Linked DNA regions of Homo sapiens: region 2 is linked to region 1. The links are chromatin loops, found by intact Hi-C in ENCODE. Cell type or tissue: Calu3. All regions are shown on one strand. Each heading gives the region's core, and the rest is flanking DNA. Links, peaks and the distances in the headings are about the cores only. Region 1 overlaps RBM15-AS1 (RBM15 antisense RNA 1). Region 2 overlaps KCNC4 (potassium voltage-gated channel subfamily C member 4).

Region 1 (9,863 bases), core at 775-8,774:
AATCCCCTGTGGAGTCATATTTTTCTTTATCGATTCATTTCCAATGTGGAAAGAGAGAAAAACATTTCTGAAGTGCACTGCCCGGAGCCACCATCAAGGTAGCTTCTTAGAGTGTGGTTGAGCTCTGAAAGCCACTCATGAAGACCCCCTTCCCCGGGCCCCTTCCCCGGGCCCCAGAGATGTTGTGGGTGAAATCCACCTGCAGGTTTTCTTGCCACCCCCACAGCGTTACCTCAGCATCTGAAATTTAACAATAGCCTCTGCAATCATAATAATACATTAAAAATAAAGTACTTTGGGGCTCCCTAAATGGAAATTTCTATGTGATTTTTATATTTAGAATTCTTTCTCTCCCTCTGGGTAAATTTTATAAATAACCATTGGGAATGTTGAACAGAATTCAATTTCCATATTGATTCTCTTTTGTCTTTTCACATAGGAAATACCAAGCAATTTTTTGTCACGTGACCTTTTCCCATGAAGGTTTATAAAATTAGATAATGTAAATTGGCAGGTAAATAGGAAAGGAAGGAAGAAAAGAAGGAAACAATGATGTGGAAATAAGCAATGGTTTGCTTAGAAAGAAATGAAATTCCATGTTCTATCTTGAGATAAATACAGGTTCATCTCACTATCCTGCCCGTTTGTAGTTAGAGTTGGAGGCTATACTAGCTAACATTGATTGAACACTTGCTGCGATCCACATAATTCTCAGGTACCTCCTATGTCTTATCTCATTTATGTCTCACATTAACCCTGCAAGTAGATATTATTATCAACCCATTTTATAGAGTAGAAACTGAAGACTCTAGAAATTAAGGAATTTACCACATGTCCATCTGGCTCCAGAGCCAGCCAGGGCTCCTAACATCACTCTGCTACTAAAGGCTGGGTGGGGCATGCCGTGAATGTGTAGGGATTGTCATTTCTAGAAACAAAAGCCAGAGCACTGTAAGTTCCTGGGATCAATGAAGATTCCTTCATGCCAGCTCACTATGGACACCCCAGAAGCATTTTTGACCCTCTTTACCCCAGGACTATGCAGTCTCAGAAGTTTCTTGGTGAAGCTTTCCTGTGTCTAAGTATTGAAACTCTAATTGAAACTTGAGTCCATGTCCATTATTTACACTAACTCAGAAATAACCTTAGAAAAATATATATATTTTTAAGGGATAGGGTCTCACTCTGTCACCTAGGCTGGAGTGCAGTGGCTGATCATAGCTCACTGCAGCCTCAACCTCCTGGGCTCAAGTGATCCTCCCACCTCAGCCTCCCAAGTAGCTGGGACTATAGGCATGTGCCACCATATCTGGCTAATTAATTTTTTGTTTTCGTAGAGACAAGGTCTCACTATGTTGCCCAGGCTGGTCTTAATCTCCTGGGCTCAAGCAATTCTCCCTCCTCAGCCTCCCAAAGTGCTGGGATTATAGGCGTGAGCCACTGCACCCAGCCCAAAGACATTCTTTTATATAAAAACCTACAGGCAAAGTTTTTCCTGACACATCCCTCCCCCACCCCACACCCCAGTCTAGGGCAGTTCTTGCTACCCATAATGCACTCTTAGAGCATTCTAGTCTTTTCCTTCATAGCATTTATTGTAGTTGTGGATTATATGTTGGTGTGACTATTTGACCAGTATCTCTCTGCCTCACCAGGTTGTAAAAACCCCATCAGGGCAGTGACTGAGTGTGTGTCACTGTGTGCAGCATCCCCAGAACCTAATACCATGACTGCATGGAACAAGCACCCGGATATAGGAATGAAGGACGCTACTGGTGGCCCCGTCCAGTTCTGAGAAAATGCTGCCACAAGCTACAAGAGAAATCTGCTTCTCTGAAGCCTTTAAAGATTTGGTTACTTTTTCAAAATGAATATTCTTTAATACACAATTTCAATAATTTCTGAAATGAGGATAATGGCTGGGTTTTTTTTTTTTTTTTTTTTTTTGAGATGGAGTCTCGCTGTCACCCAGGCTGGAGTGCAGTGGTGCAATCTCAGCTCACTGCAACCTCTGCCCCCCGGGTTCAAGCAATTCTCGTGCCTCAGCCTCCTGAGTAGCTGGGATTACAGGTGCCCGCCACCACGACTGGCTAATTTTTTTATTTTTAGTAGAGACGGAGTTTCACCATCCATGTTGGCCAGGGAGGTCTTGAACTCCTGACCTCAAGTGATCCGCCTATGGCTGGCTTTTTATAATAGTTAAGAATACTGCTCCTGGAGTCAGAGGGTCTGGTTCTCATCCTCTGATTTTGATCACAACTTGCTGCATGATGATGATCAAGTGTTTGAACTTCCCAGTGCATCCATTTCCTCCTGGGTAAAGTGGGGCTAATACCGTTAAAGCAATGATGTAAAAATTAAATGAGCTAACACAAGTGAGCGTTCAGAATTGCATCTAGTGCATGGGAATCCCTCATAAGTATTAGCTATTATTATCAGTGTGCTATCAGCTTGGAACTCATGTAGTTCTGCTACAGATTTGTATTGTTCCTGAAAACAGAATATGAGACCAAATTGAGGCCAGGTGTAAAGGCATCTGGACCTTATATCCCTGCTGTCTAGTTTCTTCAAGAGGCCAGAGAGAACCTCCCTCAACTCCAGCCTACCAAGTGTCATTTATTTTAATGCAGTGTGCCCCCAGTCTTAGGAAATGGAATTCTTCATCTTCCAAGGCCTCTGGCTGAGACTGGAGACTTGTGCCTGCTCCACTGCTTGGCTGGATTAGATGCCCTAGAAAGATACTTTTAACTCAGAGAAACTGTGACTCCATGAAAGGGTCAGATCCCACCAAAAGTCATCCCAGTTCTCCATCAGTTTCTCTCTCCACTCCACCTCCCCCAGCCCATCCTCCGTCTGGGCTCCAGGGCTCTTTCCTTCTGTGTTCCCACAGGATGGTGCCTGCTTTTACCCACCCTCTAGACTTTGCCCCAGTCACCTCAAACAGCCGAGGGTCCAAATTTAGTAATAGAAATTCACTTCTCTAACCACTTTACAAAAACATTAACTCATAACTCACGGAAACCCAATGAAGTCGGTGCTGGTGGCACCTCCATTTTACAGATGATGAAACCGAGGAGAGGAGGGAGGTTGAATAACTTGGCCCAAGGTCACTTGCTGAAAAGTGGCAGAGCTAGGATTCACTGCCTCTGGTTCACTGCCTTGAAAGGAAGGAAAGTCTCCCCACTCCCACCACTGGGGAACTCTTCTTTAACTTTCTCCACAGTATCATTGGTCCGATAAATGAGAGGCAAGGAGAGAAACAAAGATGGATGTATGTATAAACTTAGGCAAGCATGGAGAGCCATGGTGATGTGGTTAAGTGTTAGTTCTTGAGCTGAATTGCACTGGTTAGTGTCCTGGATTTTGAATGTACTAACCCTGGAAAATAAAATTAGAATAATAATAAGTGTACATACATACCTTACAAAGTCATTTTGGACATGAAGTTAATAAATATTAAGCCCCTTAGAACAATGTCTGGCATATAGTAAGTGCTCAATACTTGTTATCTGCCTTTTTTTTTTCTTTTTACGTTCTCAAAAGGCAGAAGCAGCAATGCCTTTGTATAAAGAATGGTAGACTTGGAATCAGAAGATTGAGTCTGAGTACCACTTAGCTTTTGCTTCCTGTATGATCACCAGTGAAGCATTTTTCCTCTGTGAGGCCTTGCTGTTTTCATCCCTAAAATTGGGATGATGATACTTTTACACACTGAGATGGTGGCCTATGAAAGAGCTTTGTAAATTTGCAAGCTGTGGCCAAATAATTATCCCATTTTGTGATTTAGGACTTCTCCTAGAGTAGACAGAAAGTTGCCTTTCAGAAGGTCTTCAGACTCGCTTCTTGGCCTTTTGGCTAAGTTCAAGTGCAGAAAGTCTTCAGACTGAAAATACCTTCATCTTTTAGAATTCCACCACTGGAGAGTCATTGTCCGAGTCTTCCAGACTTACTAAGATAAATGGCAGGAAGTAGAGAGCCCAGTGTGTTTGCGGGGAGAGAAGAGAAGTCTCAGGAATATGACTGCCGTCTTCAAGGAGTTGAAAGGCTGTCACAGGGTGGCCTGGTCAGACTTCTGAGTGACCAACAGGTAAGAACTGGGTCTCTAAGTGGAAGTGTCAGGGCTGATTTAGTGTGAAAAAAGAAGAGCATTCTTTTGATTATAGCTCTCGGAAAGTGGAAAGGGCTACCTGATAGTGAGTGCCTGCCATTGGAGGCATTCAAACAGAGATTTGAGACCACTCCATGGGAATGTGGTAGAGGAAATGTAACGAGTCAGGTGGTGATGAAACTAGTTGACCTGGGCCTGGGAAGATCTAATTCATCCTAGAATGGCAGCACGCTGTGAGGGAGGGGAGCGCCTCTGAGGGAGCGGAGAGCTGGTTATGCAGGGACGCAGGAGGAAAGTATAGGGGGAGGCCTGCTGGGAACACAGGCCCAGCTCAGCAGAATTCACTCTTTTCCCAGAGTAGCTCCTGTCTCTTCGGCCACTTTAGGCCCTAAAGCCTAGAACTGTACATGATACACTCATTCATTCAGTTAATTCAGCAAATATTTACAGGCCTGAGAGTCAATTCCCACAGCGGACACAGTGTGGGATTGCCTGCCCTGGCAAGCCTCCTGCCTGGTGACCAGCAGAGGGCAGGAGAGACGTGCAGATGCCAAACCCTGCACAGCCCACTAGCCAAGTGAGCTTCCCTGCCGGGGAAACTGGGTCACTCAGTCCTGCCAAGCTGCAAACATTCCGAGGGTTGTGAGCATGTTGGGCCTCTCCGGCAAGGGCCTCTCCAGCAAGGACCTCTCCAGCAAGGGCTATGAGGCCCTAGATGTCACCTGGCAAGGCTGAGACCTCAGACCTCTGGACTGGCAAAGTCGCTCCCTCCTGCATGGGGAAGGAAGGAAGGATGAGGCTGATAACATGCGATGGCTCAGGGAGAAGGCTGAAGGGATCTCTTCCCAGCAAAGTGTTTCAAGTAACAGGGACAGCCCAGTCTACATGTCACAGAGGAGCCATGGGAGGCCAGGCCTGCCACGGTGGATGGGTGGGGCCGTTTGCTTCAGAGAATGCCTGGACTTCACTAAAGGAGTTTGAGGCTCTCCTTAGGCTGGGCTGAAACCCCCATTTGGAAGTGCATAAAAGGCTAACTCTCTGGATATGAATGGGTGAATGCCAAATCTGATACCTGAGTGGTTAGGAGGCAGGTTTGGAGTCAGATTTGCCTTTGTGTCCTGGTTTTCCATCTATATGTCATGGGACCTTGGGTAAGTCATTTTCAGACTTGATTTCCTTTTCTATAAACTGGTGGTGCTACTGTGAGTATTAAGTGGAATAATGAAGCAAGTGTGCAGATTGCGATTCTTTCTCCTTCCCAGCTCTCTCTCATCCTGGTCGGGGGACTGTGTGCTTGGGATAACAGTTGAAGCAGATGTTTTTTTGAGAATGGAAGCGAAGAGTGGATGCCCACCATGCTGTCAGTCTGGGCAGGGTGAACTCAACCTGAAGGAATGCTGTTCTGGGTAAAGCACGTGGAGCCACCTCTCCCCAGGCTTCTCTGGCCCCCATAGAGTCCTGCTGCAGAAAGATGCGCAGTGTATGAAGGCTCGCGTGGCCTCTTGAAGTCTGAGGGTTAAGAAATCAGGGAGGTGAAATAGGCCTGGAATGGGAGGAAACTGGAGGATGGAATGGGAAGGAGCCATTCCCCAAATTCCCATTCCATTTATGGACTCTGACGGTTAGAAGGGCCACTTGAACCTGCAAGCAAGGACCAGTTTATGCACTCTTCAAAATGTGTTTTCTCAACTAATCTAAGACATTGAAGCAAGGACTTTGTTGCCCATTCCTCTCCAGGAGGGATGGTGGGTGCTGATGCTGCTATGTAAAGGCTCTCAGCACCGTGCTCAATACTTGTTTGCTATTGATGAGGAAGGAATCTTGGACAAGTAATTTGAGTTCCCAGTTTTACTGATTAAAAAATAAATAGAACTGAGGCTCAGAGAACTGTGGAACCAGGAGAGGTAAAGTTCCTCTCATTTGCAATTGCTGCTAGAATCCTCATCTGTGACCATCTGGAGAAAGTGGCTCGATCCCTATGGTGAGCTGCTCAAATCTTGGAGTCTCTCTGCCTCCTTGGGGATTTCTCTTTGGATACATCCTCTCTACTAAACTCTAGCCACTGCTTGTGTTACCCAACCCCAGATGGGAGACAGACTGAGTTTTCCTCATTCCAGCCTATCCTTTAGGGCTCCAAGGAGCAGCAAGTGCTTCTCAGGTTGAGGGGTAATTCACCAGGTGTGTAGTGCTGGCAGCACAATGTGATAGAGCCAGTCACCTGCATTGCAATTCCAGCACCACCATGTACTGGCTGTGGGACCTTAGGCAAGATACTTGATATCTACAAGTCTCAGTGTCCCCATCTATAAAATAGGGACACTAATAGTATTTACCTTATAGCTCCTGTTCTTTCCAGTCCCTCTTAATCTGAAATTGGAAGGATGAATAAATTAAACAGCCATCTTCTTCCCTGGGAAAGCCAAAGAGCAACTCAAAAGGAAAGAATCGGAAGCTGGGCTTTGGAGTCTTCTTGTCCAGGCACTAGGAGCTGTTGGGTGGTGTAAATAGCCCTGGGCTGGGAGAGAGGACCATGGCCTAGCACATCTCTGCTATCAGATTGCTACCTTATCCACATTGCCAAGCCTCTTTGGGCCTTAGTATCCTCCTCTGGACAATGACAAGGTTGAGCTTGCTGACCATGGAGGTCCCTGTAGCCCTGCCCCTACTGAGATTCTCAGCCGCAGAGCTGGGCCCTCGTTCTTTGGGATTCAGCCCAGGCGTCACACAGTCACAGTGGCTGAAGAGGCAGCACTTTGCTGAGCTCTGGCCTACTTCCCAGAGAAGGTCACTCGGCCCCAGGGAAGCCCCTGGTTTGCTGGTTTGGATGCTGTGGAGGGCCAGGCAACAGGGACCTTAGCCTATTGGCATCTGGTTCCAGCCAAAGCTTTTCAGGGACGTGTGAGGGTAAGCAGCAGGGCTGGCAGAAGCAGTGAAAACCAGCCCGGAGCTTACGTTCTGTGGCCTTGCTTTGAAATCTACAACCTCAGCCACCTGGGAAATGATGAAGCTCTGAAAAGAAACACTGGTCAGGGGCCCAGGGGAAGTTTCCTCCTGAAAGGCCTGTGTGAGGATGGATTCCATGTGAGGGGGAAAGTATTGATAGAAGGAGGCTCTGCAAAGGAAAGCAAGCAGGGAAGGAGCAGGTCATTAAAGGATTCAGATGGGCTGGCTTGGAGGACTTTCTGAACTGTGAGAACTAGATGTGGTGTGGACTATAAACATGTGGGGGTAGGAAGTTGGAGAAGAAAGAACTCAGTGCCAGAGGGCTGCAAGATCTTCCAGGAGGTGCCTTAGAGCTGGCTGCTCTCGGCTCTCAGGCAGGGGATTGGTTGGATTTCCTTCCTCAGGCAGTGAACTCTCCTAGATACCGGACTCATTCATTTGACAGCTAATGCCTGGTTATAACTGACTCTGTAAAGTGTACTCCCATGTGTTGACTCATTGGATCTAATGACCACTGTCTGGAGTCAGTGGAGACTGGTATGATTATGATCATCCGTGTTTAGAGACAGAAAAGCAAGGGCCACTCAGAAGTGCCTCATGCAGGGTCACCCAGCTTCCAAGGCTTGGGGTTGAGATTTGAACCCATGTCTATCTATCTTCGAATCCTGTGTTTATTACATCAAGATGCCAACTCCCAGTGTCCTCCTATTACCTTGTAGCAAGGGTAGACAACATCCTCCTACCTTTATCACATGCAGACTGGCCAGATTTTGGTGGAAATGTAGACATTTTCAGGGAAAACCAGATGCTCTGGTTGCCTATCCCCACTGTGAGCAGGAAAATAGCTCAGTATTCACAGGGTCACCAGGAGAATGCCTAGCATTAACTTAAAGTAGTCCTCTAGGCTCTCTCCTTCCACAGGCCCACATCTTGGGGCCTGATGTACTCTGAGGTCCACCTGGATCTTGATGCCTCCACTTCCGCTTGGTGACTCCACTCCAGGACTTTTTGGTGACTCATGCAGAGGGAAAATACATGGCCTTACAGAGCCAGGCAGAGCCACTGGAGTCCTGATGAAGGCTCTCTTAACCAGATGACCTTGAGCAAATTGCTGAGCCCTCCAGGCCTGGGTTCCCTCATTTGTTAAAATGATGACAACCAACTACACCAAACAAAACTTACAGCTTTGTTATGAGAATTGAATGAATTAACCCATGTGAAGCCACCTCATTCTAAGGAGATATTCAATAAATGCCCTTTTTCACCGCATAGGAGTGGGAAACTTTGTGGCAAGAAGAAAGGTTATGGGAATGATAATCACTGAGCACTTAAAACATACCCATTATTATGCTCAATTCTTTACTCAAAATGTGCTATCTCAATTAATCCTCCCAGCACTCCTATGACGCAGGTAGTATGCATCCTCCAATTTGCAGATTAAAAAACTGATACCTCAAGATGTTAGATTCCTTGTCCAAGGCCAACGTGATCAGGAATCTGATGCGGAGCTCAAGTACTGAACATCTAAGATGCCCTGCAACAAATCCTGCTCTCCTGTCGTGATTGGAGCATCCCTGCCTGAAATGCACTCTCATTCCATGTTTAGATTTTTGATTCAAAGAAGCAAGAGCCTCCTGTAGGGAGATTCCCATCTCTCATGCTAGGCCACTCCCTCTCCTAAGCGCTCAGAAACTGTGCTTATGTTTAACCCTTAGGCTTTCCATGTAGTGTTATACATACGTATGCATGTCTCCTACCCTAGGCGATGCTCTTTGAGGGCATAGACAGAATCTTATTTTCTTTCTGTTTCCTCCCCACATAACTATTACCCACAGCACTTTGTATGCAGTAGACTTTTCATAAATATCTGCTGACTTGGAGTGTGTGTGAGGCAGGGTGAACAGGGAGCATGAGAGAGCTGGATTGGAATTCCTCCTCCCACGGACTGTGGCTCTGGGCAAATTACTCAACCTCTGTGGTTCTCCCTCAGTTTCCTCACTCTAAAAGGGGGTGATAGCATTTGCTGTCAAGGGGTTATTATGAGGAAATGAAGTGAAAAAATGCAGGCAAAGCATTTACATAGTGCCTGGCACATATTCCACACTCCATCAGTGATATGTATTCTAGTAGCTGCAGGGTGGTGCCTGGACAAGGTGGATGGTCATAATGAGGAAGGAAAGAGCCCCAGGAGGCATGAGAAACAAGGGCCTACTAAAGACCACACTTCCAAGGGGATGGAACAGAGATAGATAAAAAGGAAGGAGATATTTTAAGGAAAGCTCAGTAAAATGGAGAGGAGCCAACAAAATGAATGTGAGGCTGCTGGGATAAGGGGGAAAGGAACTGATTAGAAGCAAGAGAAGCCTGGAGCCATGCCCCAGAGACTCTATCCAGGATGAAAGGAGGGGCCTGGAGAAGAGGTAGATGTGCCCAGCCAAAAAGAGAAAAGGGCCAGGAGTGGGGAGGGGGTGACTGGGAAGATGACATTACAAACTAAGGTGGCTGTGGAAGGAGCAGTATCTGCCTGGATCCAAAAAGAGGATCTGAAAGCCAAAAAGGATGAATAATCCAGGCATCGGGCTCAAGGCAGGAGGCAGCTGTTCATTTGTGGCTTGATGAGCACTTGACTAAGGTAGTTTAAGAAACTACTTCTAACGCAGTTTAGACTCGCTGGAGCATGTGCCTCACCGAAGACCCCACCCAGCAGGCATCACAGAGTAGTGGAAGCGGAAGGACCCCCAGACCCATGGACACAGTCTGAGGAGACTACCGCCCCTTTCATCCCTAGGGTGGGACAGCGGGAAATTGCCAG
Region 2 (12,647 bases), core at 2,634-10,633, 78 kb after region 1:
TGGAGCTCTCTGGTGCTAGGACTTCCTATCACAGAGAACAAGGCTGTCACTCCACAAGTTGAGAGAAGGTCAACAGTCCTATCTCCTGGGAAATAAAATATACATGGACCCTAAATTCATACTAGAGTGCTGATGACTGACACAAAATACTTTCTTGTGCATAGGTCAGAAAATGAAGAGAGCAGGACGACTCTGGAAATGTGTGTTTATGTTTAGGTGCCAGTATGTAAGGGGACAGTAGTTAGCAAGAGCCTCTGGCAGGGGTGGGAAAGAACCCAAGCAGAAAGATAGAGAGTATTAGAGAGCAACTTTCCAGTCCTGTCCAGGGAAACCCAGCTTGTCACCACCTAGCACCGAGGCCCAGAGGGAGCCTGGTATCACTGGAGCCTTCTTACCTCCCTGCTGCCCTCAACATCCCGCCCCCAGGCGCCCTGGGAGCTGGTTGCCATCTCTAGTGGGGTGCTGACAGAAATGAGGTCCCTAATCAATTTTCCAGGGGGGCAGTGTCATCCCCTCAGGGGAAGAGCGGGTCCTGGGGCAGACAGCGGGATGCTGCCGGGGTGTTGGAAGGGGGCTGATTGTGACTCCTGTTCCCTGGTACTGTGGCTGCCTGGCATGGTGAGAGGATAGCACAGACTGGTCTCTCGGCAGCCTAACTAGGAGGGAGGCCCCAGGAGCAGCTTTGCTGTGGTGGCAGCCCTGGTGGTGGTGGTGGTCGTCGTGGTAGTGGCACAGCTCTGCCTCCCATGGCAGCTTAGGAGCCACCACCCCAGGGAGGGTCACTGTGGCAACAGCTACTCTGGGAACAGATCCTCCGGGCCTCTGAGGCTGGCCCCTGGTCTTCTCGAGGGGCAGCTGGCAGGCCTGTGCCGGGCGTGGGGAGGAGGCAGGGCACCTGTCTCTGAGCCAAGCCTCTGGGGCCCCAGGGCTGAGGCAAGGAGGAAAGGTGGTGTTTGTTTTCCTTTGTTTGCTATGAACATTTGATCACTGATGCTGGATTTGGAGTTAATCGTCCTTGGATCAGGGGCTCAATATGAGGAGCTGAGGGGAGGGGAGCTGAGGGGAGTCTCTAGGGATCTCAGGGATGGAGCTGGGCCTCAGGTTAAGGAATCCTGGGCTCTCGTCCCTGCAGAAGTCTCTTCAGGAGCAGTCTCTCCTGCTCCGGGCAGCCTGGGGTCTGAGCTGAGTTCAGGGTGCCCTTGGTGTCAGTGGCAGGCTGGAGGAACCCTGCTGTCCCACCTAAGGCTGGGGCAGGCCTGGGAGGCTCCGAGTCCAGGAAGACTGGAAGGAGTGGGGTAGGGTGCTGGCTTGAGGTGGACACCGGGCCAGGGTTCTCTTTCCCCGTTTCCCACTCCCTGACCTCACTTCCCTCCCTCTGCTTCTTCACTCTTCATCAACCCCTTTGCCCCTCCCTCCTCTTCCTCTTTCCTTCTTTCTCACTCTTCCTTCTTACTCATTGCTTCCTTTCTCACCATATCCTTCATTCACTTCAACATTTCGCTGAGCACCTACTCTGCATGGACCACTAAGCTAGGCCCTCGAGTGGGAGCTGGGATGAACCAGCACCTCTGAGCAACTCGCCACTGTGGGAAGGGGAATTTGACAAGTACCAAAAAGTACCAGGTAGAAAATGGTAGGTTCTAAAAGGAAGAGAGAGGAAGGGCTATGGGAACTCTCTCTCCAAGGCTTCCTCATTATTCTGACAGTTTCTCAGGCAGGAAATGCATAATGTAAAAAGAAGAGCGTTCATGTTATTCCCCAAGGACTCCCAGGAATGCCCTAGAAATGAGGTGCAAAAGCCAGCTGGAGACAGCTTGCGAGGAATAAGAGAGGATGGAGTTCAGCAGCTGCTCATGCCAGGCCTATCTCCAGCCCATTCATTCATTTGTTCATAAAATATTTACCGAGCCCCTATAGGCCCTAGCAACTTACAGGGAAGCAGGCAATACACAATTCATAGTTACAAAGGACTGTAAGTACCATGAAGAAAATGCACTGGCTGCAGTGATGGAAACTGACAGAGGCAGAGGGGCGTGGATGTGTGAGGGGAAAACGCCTCACCAAGAAAGTGAAATTTACAGCCAGGCCTTCTCAGCCAAGAGAAGGAGGTGGGGTGGGGCTGGACTGGGGTGAAGTGGTCCCCGTGAGGGAAAAGCAAGTGGAAAAACACTGAAGGTGAGAGAGCTGGGGATGTGTGGGAAACTGACAGGAAAGTGAGCTGCTGGTCTCAGGGGCTGAGAGCAGGGGCATGAATAGGTCTGCGGAGGCAGGAAGGCCATGAGGAGCAGCAGGGCATCACAGGCCCTCCTAAGGAGTCTGGATTGTACACGAAGTGGGAACCCAGCCATTGACAGGGTTCTAAGCAGGGGTGACATGATCTGATCCAGTTTCCATTTTAAGAAGCTCTCTCTCTGGTGACTGGGTGGAGACTGGTGGCAGAAGGGCAGATGGGACCCAGGGAGACCTGGGAGGAGGCTCCTGCAGAGCTAGAAATGTAGAACTTGGTAATAGGTTGGAATACGGGTGGGAGATATTTTTTATCTATTGGTCTTCTGGCCTCTCTCCCTGATTAGAATGTAAGTCCCATGAGGGCAGGGATCCTGTTGGTCTTGTTCACCATTGTTTCCCTGAGGACAGAGTTCACAGGTGTTTAATAAAGATTTAATGCACGAAAAATGAGTGAGTGAATTAAGGAATGAGAGGGTGGTTTTGACAACATCTATCTCAGCCTCAAGGTGAATGGTGGCAGCACGCTGAGGGGGACCAGGGAGGCAGAAGGGTGGGATCACAGCTCGGCATCAGGGAGCTGTGAAGACACCCAGGCACTGCCACGCAGGTGTGTCTGTGAGCAGGGAGTGCATGGGGAAGGGAGTGTCTGTTTGGGTCCCTATTGTACACCCAGGTTGTAGAGCAGTACCTGGGACAGAGATGCCACATATGTTTGCTGAATGAATGAACAAATGAATGAATGGAGCTGACGGGATTTCTGAACTGGAACTACACAAGTGGATGACACCAGTACCTGGAAGATGTTTAAGGCAATGGGAGGGGATGAGGTCACCCAGGAAAGAGTATGTGAGGAGAGAAAGGGAGCAAGCCCTAGCCCCCACCAGCAACCAGAGGTTGCTCATTTCAGAAGCAGAGGCCCTAACTCAGCCCCAAGGGGAAGCCTACATTTCTGTAGACTCGTATTTGATGGCTATAGCATATGCTTGCTAACCACTGCTCTTCTAGGGATCCCTGGAGAAGCAGGCAAGTAAGAGCGGGGAGTGGAGAAGCCCCCATAACCTGTGGGGAAAGAAAGGAGAGGCTTCCAGTGCCAACATCAGAAGGCCTCTGACCTCTTTGACTTGCAGCTGTAGCCGTTTGGCTCCCTCTCCTCACCCCCTAAAGCTGGGTCGGAGACAGCCTTGTCCCCAGAGTCCCCAGCGGCTCTTTAGCATGATGCTGCATTTTGAATGCGGTTACCACAGCCCCAAGTGACTGAGCCAGCTCACGTGCTACCTCTTGTGTGGGTACCAGTGTATGCACACACAGGGCTTGGAGCCAGGAACGGAAAGAAAGTGCTCACTGCAATAATGCCACAGGAGCCCCACGAGGGTGGGCACTGGATGGCATCACAACCCAGGCCCAGGACACTCCCCTCGCTCCAGACTAGAGGAGACACAGATGTCTCTCTGCCCTGCCCTATATCCCTGATGGGCTGGGAAGAGGCAGAGAAGAATTTAAGGAAAATCTTGCTAGGAAAGGAGTTCATCTGAACCCCATCTGAATACCTGTGTTCTGGACCTGCCTCCACCACTAACTAGCTGTGTGTGCCACGTGAGTCAGAAAGTCTTAGGATTGGAAACAGTCTTCTAATTCCACCTCCCACGCCGAGCAGAAATACTTCCCACGAACCCTGGTGCAGCACATGATCATCCACTGTGTCTCCAAACATTTTCAGGGAAGGGAACTTCACTACCCCGCAGGGAAACCCATTTTGATTTGGTAATTTTGTTAGAAAGTTTTTTTTTTTTCCAAAAAGCCTGGGAGGACCCACACCAGATGTTAACCATGTCACCTCTGGGGAGGAAAGTGGGACTGAGGAAGGGTGACAGGGGATTCCCTGTTGATTTGGTATGGGGATGGTTTCCAATACCTTGTATTAAATAAATGTTTGTTTGAGACAGGGTCTCGTTCTGTCGCCCAGGCTGGAGTGCAGTGGTATGATCATAGCTCACTGCAGCCTCAACCTCCTGGGCTCAAGAAATCCTCCCGAGAAGCTGGGGCTACAGGCACATGCCATCACACCTGGCTAATTTTTCTTTTTCTTTTTTTTTGTGTAGAGATGGGGTCTCACTATGTTATCCAGGCTGGTCTCAAACTTCTGGCCTCAAGCAATCCACTCTCCTCAGCTTCCCAAAGTGTTAGGATTACAGGCATGAGCCACCATGACTGGCAGTAATAAATTTATAATAGCAAGGGAAACAACAGAAAATAAGGTTCTTATATATACCTACTATGTACCCACAAAAATTACAAATCAAAAATTTCATTAAAAAAAGATTTTTTAAAATTTAAACCCAATCTGCCCTCCTAACATTTCCACCTATTATTTCCGGATCTGCTCTCTGCAATCAGAGAAGAATCTAAACCCACTTCCCCACAGGTACCCTTTAAACACCTGGTAGTTGGGATCAGGTTTCCAAGACTTCTCCAGCTTGAGCCACTCCTCATGTAACTTGGGTTCCAGAGCAGTCCTACCCCCACTTACCCACTTCTGTGCGTCAGAGAATAAAACTCCAGTGGGGTCGCAGAGGGAAGGAACCAAGCAGTCACTGAGCTGGGTGTTGCCTGCTGCTAATTAATGAATGAATCCCAAGAGGACATTCCTCCTCGCTTTATGTGTGTGTGGGGTGGGGTACATACACGTAAAAGGGAGAGTGAGTTTAATGATTCACTTCTCCAAGCCTTGGTTTCTTATCTGTAAAAGGGGAAAACAATACCTTTGCTATGAGAATCAATTGCAGTTAAGGAAATAACACTAAAAGCACAAACTCCTACACTGGAGGTTATGACTCACAAGCCCCACTCAGTTCAGAGAGTGGCTAAGCATTGGACCCACAGAGCCAGACTGAGTTTGAATCCCAGCTTTGCTACTTAATGGCTGTGTGACTTTGGAGAAATGACCTGACATTGTTGTGTTGGTTTTCTCCTCGTAAAACAAAGGTAAGGATAACATCAATCTTGGAATGCATCTTTATAAGCATGAAATGTACTGCCCAGCACTCAATAAATGTTCGCTGTTAGGTATAATCATCCCCTCTTATTCCTTCACAAGGAGATAAGGACTAAGGACTTCAGTGAAATGAGGCTGATTCACTGAAAAGTGAGGTCATCAAACCAAACTGGTCATCTGTTACTGGAGTGAGTTGCCCCAAAATACTCCCCTCTCCCTCTAGCAATGGTTATGTGCTAGGCACTGTGCGCGAGGCTTTACAGGCGCCGACTCATTTCTCCTCATGGCTCAATGAGAGAGACACGGCCTCAGGCAGATACTACATTTAAAAGATGAGGAAATAGACGTTCACAGAGGCTGAGTAACTTGCCCAGGGTCACACAACAAGGAAGTGATGGAGTCAGGACTCAAACCCAAGTCTGCCTGACTTCAAAAGTCTGTCTTATTCTTTTAAACAATGTCCTGTTCTTTTAACCAGCTCCCTACCTTGGGCTCGACTCCAGCTTTGGGGAACAGGAGGAAGCCAGAGCCCTTTCTTCCTTGACAGCACGGCCTGCTGTTTCTGTGAGGTGGGGAGGAGGGGCAGTCTGCTGCTTCTCTCGTCCACCCCTCCACCCTCCTGCACACTGCCCCCTCCTCTTCCAGCAGCCTGAAACGGTCACTGGGGACCCCAGTTGCCACCCCTTCAGTCCCCTCAGGACCACTCTGGCATCTAGTACCCCTGCTGCTGGCTGGGTTCTCAGCCCCTGACCATGAAATGGTTCCACATCGATCTACAGAAAAAACAGCCACTTTGGCCGTGGGCCCTGATGCGTAATATCATTATGGAGTCAGCAGCGCATCCCGTCCCATTATCGCCTGGCCAAGCTTTTCCAAGGCCAGCCTGGCTGCAAATGGCTTTCTCCTGTCTAGGGGGGCCACAGCCACTGTTTGCCCTCCACTACCGGAGGAGAAATTTTATCTTTAATTGACACTGGCTGCCTGCCACCCCCTTGCCTCGGCTGGCCCAGGCTCCAAGCCCGATCTTTCCTTACACTTCAGGAACAGGCTTCCCCTGGCTTCTTCCCTCTCCTCGGCCATTCCGTCCTCACCCTGCTGTTCTACACTGCCCAAGACAGCTCCCGGGTGTGTTCTTGTCCTTTCTTGGTGCAGCTGGACACGGAGATCTCAGAAGTCTGTGGAGAAAAGTCTGAGAGTGACAGGAACAGGGCAGGGAGGGAGCTGACACTGTGCCGCTACTATATGTCATATCACAGGTAGACACATGACACCAGGCCAGGCTCTTCACTCTGTCTCTGAAACAGGGGCCATCATTATTCCCTAACAAACAGGGAAACCATTTCGGTGAGTCACCCCCAAGTCACCCAGCTAGCAAGCAGCAAAGCAAGACTTTGAATTGAGGCCCCTATGGTCCTACACAGATGCCCAGAGTAAGAGTGAGGAGTAAGACAAGAATAAGGAGAGGCAAGCAGGCAACCAGACCCGCCAGAGCCTGGTGCAAGATGGAAACGCAGGGCCCCTGTTCAACCATTATTAATTTCATGATGGTGACAGCCAAGCATTAAACCCAGCATGGGGCCCTTCTGAGTGGCTGCACAGGTTGCACACCCATGAAGCTGGCCCTGCGTGTGCCCCTATGTGAACGTGAGAGGGATAACAACAGTGAGAGCCAAGGGCCACGTCTGACCATCACTCACCATCTCCCCGTCCTATCCAGGCCCAGGATGTGTTCACTCTCCATCCCTAAGTGGTCCCCAGTTGTGCCACCAGTCTCTAGTTGGCCTCAGTTCATCAGCCATCCAGCCAATAACTTTGGCGTCCCCAGGGTCTTGGCCCATTTAGAACTGGTACAATTGCAGGGAGGAGGGGAGGCCCCCTGCACAAACGGAATGCAGTGGAATTCCTTAAACAAAGAACAGTCTTTTCTTCCATGTTATGGCAGGGGCTTGGGGACAGCAGTGGATATTAGAACACTGTTTGGGTCTCGGGGTCCTGGGTTAGTCCTCTTTGTGTGGCTTTGGGCAGATGACTTGCCCTCTCTGAGCACTAGTCTCTCCCTGTAAAATGCAGGGGTCAGGCCACACTGATGATTCCTGCTGGAGTGGGGTTATGCTGAGTGTGTGCACTCCTCAGGTGTCAGGGGTGAGAGCCCCAGGAGGTCCCAATAGACACAGAGCCAGAAAGGAGAGGCAGAGGCAGGTGCTCACACAGCAGGAGCAGCAGGATGCTCCAGATGTCTTTATTGGGGCTCGAGCACAGCATGACAGTTGGAGGCATGCAGACAGGGCACAGGGCCCAGCCTGGGCATGCCCCAGACACACACGAGGGGACAGCTTTAGAAAAGGACTGACCAACACCAGGGAGGAGCAGGGAGGGAGGGCCAAGGGAGGGGCAGAGGCCAAGGCTGAAGGGGTCACCTGGCCTCTGCTATTGCACGCATCCTCTGGCCACTGACCAGGAAGTACAGTATTGCAACTGGTCTCCTCTTGCCCAAGGCTTCCCTTCTCGGACCCCCTGGGCCAGATGGGCAGACAGATCCTTTCCCTGCCTGTCTGCCCAGCAGCATCTTTGACAACAAACAGACAAAGGAGAGAGAACAAAATCAAATCTAAAAAAGACAAAATGCCCCCCTAAGTCAAGGACATAGATGGGGTGGAGGAAGTAGTGGAGGAGGCTGCAGAGGAGCCCCTGGAAGTCCCCCCACAACGAGGATGTGGGGTGGGAGGTAGAACCCCAATCTGGGGTGGGGTGCGGCTAGTGAAGCAGTGACCCTAGGGGGCAGTCTGGCCTTCAATAGACTTCACCAGGTTACTTGCTGACAGGGGAAACATCCCCAAGACAGGAGCCTGGGACTACCCAGCTGGACTGGCAATTCCCAGATGCACTTTTCTTGGGACATTCCACCCACACAGTCAGCAGAAACAACAGAAATCAGTGAAGGGGACGGGAAACTCTGGGTGGGGCAAGGGCTTAGGGAGACACAGCCTAACAAAGAAGACAAACCACCAATAGCACGTGCACTACACACAAGAGTATAATATGTATGAATATAGATACTATATGTGCATATATATCTCTTCGATGTACAATGGAACAGAACATCAGACCCAGATGGCTCTGGGCCCCGAGGGTCGCATGGGAGATTTTCCACCAGTCCTGTGCAAACAAGGATATCTGAGTCTTTCCCAGCGAAAAGATTCTTGTCTGGGTTCCAGAGTTTCCCTAAGCCTCTGGCTTTCTGTCTGTCTGCCTGTCTCTCTCACGTTGGTGCCGCTTTAAGAGAGGGTGAGGACTTCAGCCTGGGCATAGTTGGACGAGAGGGCGTCTTGGCAGGTCTCTGTGTTTAAAGAGCACAGGTGTGAGACACTGGGACGCACGCTTTCGGCTCAACATTGCCTTCTGGGGTTGGGGGGACAGGGAGTTCAGCAAAAGAAAGGGAGAAACAAAGAATGAGACGTTAGAAGGAAGCCAGCTGCTGACCCACAGGGTGTGGGCTAAGGAGTAGACCAGGAGCAGAGCTGGAAGGCATGAGGAACCCAGGGCTAAAAGGCCAGGAAGAGCATGGATGGGTCAGGGAATGGGGTGAACCCTTCACCCCTCTGCCAACCCAACTCTGGTGACTCAGGTGATGTTGTAGCTCATCGCCATACCTGTTCAGGTAACCACTAGCTCCAGGAACCACTAGCCTCTTAGGTCTTCAAAGCTCCAGTGCAGTGGAGAAAGGGACCATAGCTCTGCAGCCTTGCATGGAGGCAGTGGGGAAAGTTCCTGATGTGGCCTGTGGCTCACAGGCCATCACCCCAGCTGTTGCCTGACCAACTTGAGCTCTCCCCCAAGTAGCTCCATCTGCTGTCACCACCCTGGGATATTCCATTGTCCCAAGGAGCTGGTGAAGAAGGCTCCTGAGTATGATGCCATGTCGTGCCCAGCCCCCTTCCTCAATGTGGCAGGAACAGAGTCCCAGCAGTTGGAGGGCATGCAGCCTCAGGTGAATGCTGAAGGGGAAGGTCACGGAGGACGAATGTGCCTGTCTCAGGAGAGAAGGTCAGGAAATAGTACCTTATTGAGAAACCCAACCCCTCAGAGAGCCCTTTTGGGATCCCACCCTCAGCCTGGGATGTCTACCACCTGGGCCTTTCCTTCCCCTACCTTACCAGTGGGAGCACAGGTAGGGCAGGTAGGAGTACTGCTGTCCCAGCTGCAGATCTGGGTCAACAGTGGAGGTGGGAGTTCCAGACCCGCTGGGACAACCCCTGCAGCTCTCGGGTCTGAGGTCTAGGGCTAGGCCTCCTGTCAAGGTGGAGTGCAGATGTGGCATCCAGACCTCACAGCTTCCATCCTGGGCTTCGGGGTGCCTCCATCACCTTTCTAGGGAAGGGGTGTCCTCATCTTGGGGTGATGCTGTTTCCATCTTCTTAAGACTGTATGCCCCAGCCACCTCCTTAAACACTGCCCCTTTGCCTACAAGTGTTCTGGGCCTCTGAGTACTATCCTTGAAATCAGAGGAATTCAGGGTTCTTCAGAGCCCCATTTCTGAGGACACGCAGACAGAGCTGTGGTCTTGCCCTGTACTCCTGTCTGCGTAACTTAAGCAACACCTGCCACTGATCCCCACTCATTAGGGGACAGGGAAGTGCCTCTGGGCTCCCAGTAGGCAATTAGGCCCTAAGATGCACCGGTGAGAATGCCTGGGCTACTGAGGGGTCTAGGATGGGTCTAGGATGAGACAGAAGGAGTCACAGCAAGGCTGTCAAGTGTCCCAGAAGCCAGGGAGCAGAGCAGCCCATACTGAGATAATGGCCTTAGATTGCTTTTCCACTGGCTTCCATGGACTCTCCATCCTCAGGGACCTCTGAGAGTTGGGGAGGGGTCTTCCTAGGAATCTCATCCTGGATTCTTACCTATTTGACCCACCAGGGGTGGGGCAGGGATTTCAGAGGGTGACGCTGGCCAGAGCAGAGCAGGCCCTCCTCTCCCAGGAAGCTCTGTGAAAGGGCAGCCTGGGCCCTGCAGCCAGTCCATGGCCTCCCCTCTGGCTCCTGTCAGCCAGCTTCTAGGTTGCAGTGCCCTTCCTTCTGGTTCTACCTCTCAGAAGCCCTGAAAATTGGTCTCTAGGTTGCCAGTAACCCTGCTACAGACTGGAAGGCGAGGTTGTGAACTCCTACCCAGACTGCCTCCCAGTTCTGTGGGAAGGGGCTGAGCTCCAGCTGCAGGGGAAAGGCATCTGACAACAAAGTAGTGGGTGCAGGTCCAAGTCTAGCCCAAGGAAAACAAACTCTACTCTCAGATGGTGGGTGGGAGAGAGCCTTCTCTCAAGGAGGGAGGCTCAAGGCCTGGGTGAGCCTGACGCCTGTACAGGCAGCCACTTCCTGTGGCAGTGCCTGGTATGCAGGGGTTCTGCAAATGCCTGGGCTCACCCTGCCCTTTCCCAGGGCCCTGGGCAGGCCCAGAGGTGCTGAGAGGTTGTAAGGGCAGACAGTCTACTCAGCCCTCCTGCTATCTGGGTTCTATCTCTCCCAGATGAAGCCAGAGAGCCAGGAGGGATGTGTGGGAGCCAGCTCCCCGAGGCATTAGGGCTCCAGCCTGGCAATGCTGCATCTTGTCGCCCAGGGACATCTGTGCCCACCGTAGGGGTGCCATGAGCCAGACCCAGCCCTGTGGGAGGGAAGAGAGGGAAGGAGGCGGTGGGTGCCGTGGAAACTTGGGCTCCTGACAACTTGAGGGCTGCCACAGAAATAGCGGCCTCGGTTCCCTGAACCAGAAAGGCAAGTCAGAGGAGAAAACAGTGGTGGCATCCCTGTGAACCTGCACACCCGGCTCGTTGTGTCCCTGTCAGAGCCCAGGCCCTCCATGCCAGGGAGTCCTCTCGCTGTTGGGGGAGGGGCCCTCGCATCTCCATCCTGTTCCACAGGCTTCCCCATCCCTGTCACTTCAAGGGCCTGCTCCCTCCTGAAGGGCAGTTGCATGGAGGCCCCCACATCCCCTCTTCTCACTTCTTATGGGTCAGGTCACTTCATTCTGAGAGCAAGTGGGAGGCAGGCCCCACAAACCACTGCAGGGTGGGGGTATCCCAGTGCCCACTCTGAACAGACCTTTCCAGAAGGACATTTCTGTGTCTGCCCAAGACTGAGGGAGGTGCCGAGATGGGGACACTCCGGGCACAGGCTTTACACAACACCCCCAACCCCATGCAATAATTTGCTCTGCCCAGTCCGCCTTTTGGGGAGCCTCAGATTTCCCAGCCTCTGCCCAGCCCCGACGCTGCCCTGCCATCCTATCTTTGCTGACCATGGAAGGAGCAGATCTGGACCTTACTTAGTCATTCTCTCCGCAAAATTGCATAATCTGACTCTAAAAATTGCCAGGCGCACGGCTCTGCTGTCAGGTCTAATTCCCATCAGGTGAAAGAGGAAACGTCTTGGCTGAGGCAACCTTGTTCCTCAGGCTGTGGAGGGCCCCCTTCCCGGGAGCGGCAGGAGCAGGTGGGGGCAAGATGGCTTCTGTCCCCACACTTCCCCTCAGCTGCCCCTGCGCAAGGTGTACCCCTGCTCACCCAGTGACTCACAAACCTGTTGTGCTCCTGGGCTCGTTAGGTAAATGAATACACTTAATTATAGAAATTAGATGAGTCTCCGGTTCTGGCAGGAATACAGAGCGCAGAGGCTGGGTGGGAATGGCAGGTGACTCAGAGGCAGGGCTGGGAGTTTGAGGGAGAGGGAGAGGGAAGAAGAACTGTCGCAGAAGCAGAGGAAGCAGCGTGGAGAGCGATGCTGCAGCTCGGGGCGCAGAAGGGACACCAGGTGCCGCCAGTGGGAGTCACCACTGAATCTGGGCAGAGGCTTCCTGAGGGAAGGGCCTCCCTCGCCTAGGCAGCCCGCCCACGGCCTGCACCAAGCCTGAAGCTACAACGCTAGGGACCCCTACCTGCGCCCCAAGCCAGGGATAGAAAACATCAGGCCTCTTCTCCCAGGGCAGCACTGCCCATAGGCACTGCTCTTCCAAGGAGTCAAACCACCTTTACACCAGCAGAGATGCCCGACATAACAGCCTTGTTCCTTGCTGGTCTGGGTGTGGGGTGGACAGACAGACAGACAGACAGGCTGTTCGGCTACTGGTTAAAGGCTATGAGGAATGGAAATACATTCACAGTGATTAAAGATATTAACATAGGCGTGGCTCCCCAACAAGGCTGACTGGCCCCAGGCGCTCTGTGCACACATAAACGCCTGGTGGCTGAGACTGGCCCTGGTGGGACCCCGAGAGGAAGGCAAGGCCGAAAGACAGGTCCGGGGTGTGCACCTACAGCCCAGGAAGAGGCCAATATGGGGAGAAGCTCTGGGATTGCTTTCCCCTTTGCTCTCCGGTTCCAGAGCTGAACCTTTTGGGAAGCTTGGAGCTATGGAGGGCAGGCTCGGGGGCCTAAGTT

Evidence for each region. A loop is a pair of places that touch in the nucleus more often than their neighbours do. Peaks named below come from ENCODE experiments on the same cell type or tissue, not always from the same donor. Only the 100,000 strongest peaks of a DNase experiment are listed, where the experiment ranks them.
Region 2: a loop joins it to region 1, with 8 times the contacts of the local background. A loop is called at or near these places in 4 of 110 quality-filtered maps.

Annotation. Positions count from the first base shown.
Region 1 is chr1:110,307,544-110,317,406 of GRCh38, reverse strand. The region is part of intron 2 of RBM15-AS1 (RBM15 antisense RNA 1); the gene reads left to right. Among named protein-coding and RNA genes, the nearest start is that of RBM15-AS1, 27 kb to the left of the region's middle. In Calu3, for the core only: CTCF peaks have their summits at 4,397 and 4,629 (motif pointing right); a DNase peak (open chromatin) is centred at 4,646.
Region 2 is chr1:110,228,822-110,241,468 of GRCh38, reverse strand. It overlaps KCNC4 (potassium voltage-gated channel subfamily C member 4), which reads right to left. Exons shown (of 4, transcript NM_001039574.3): 4 at 7,425-8,558. The coding sequence ends at 8,497. Among named protein-coding and RNA genes, the nearest start is that of KCNC4, 25 kb to the right of the region's middle. RefSeq lists a silencer at 4,925-5,034 and enhancers at 5,546-6,046, 6,047-6,547. In Calu3, for the core only: no CTCF peak of the experiment used is centred there; DNase peaks (open chromatin) are centred at 4,838, 5,098 and 5,728.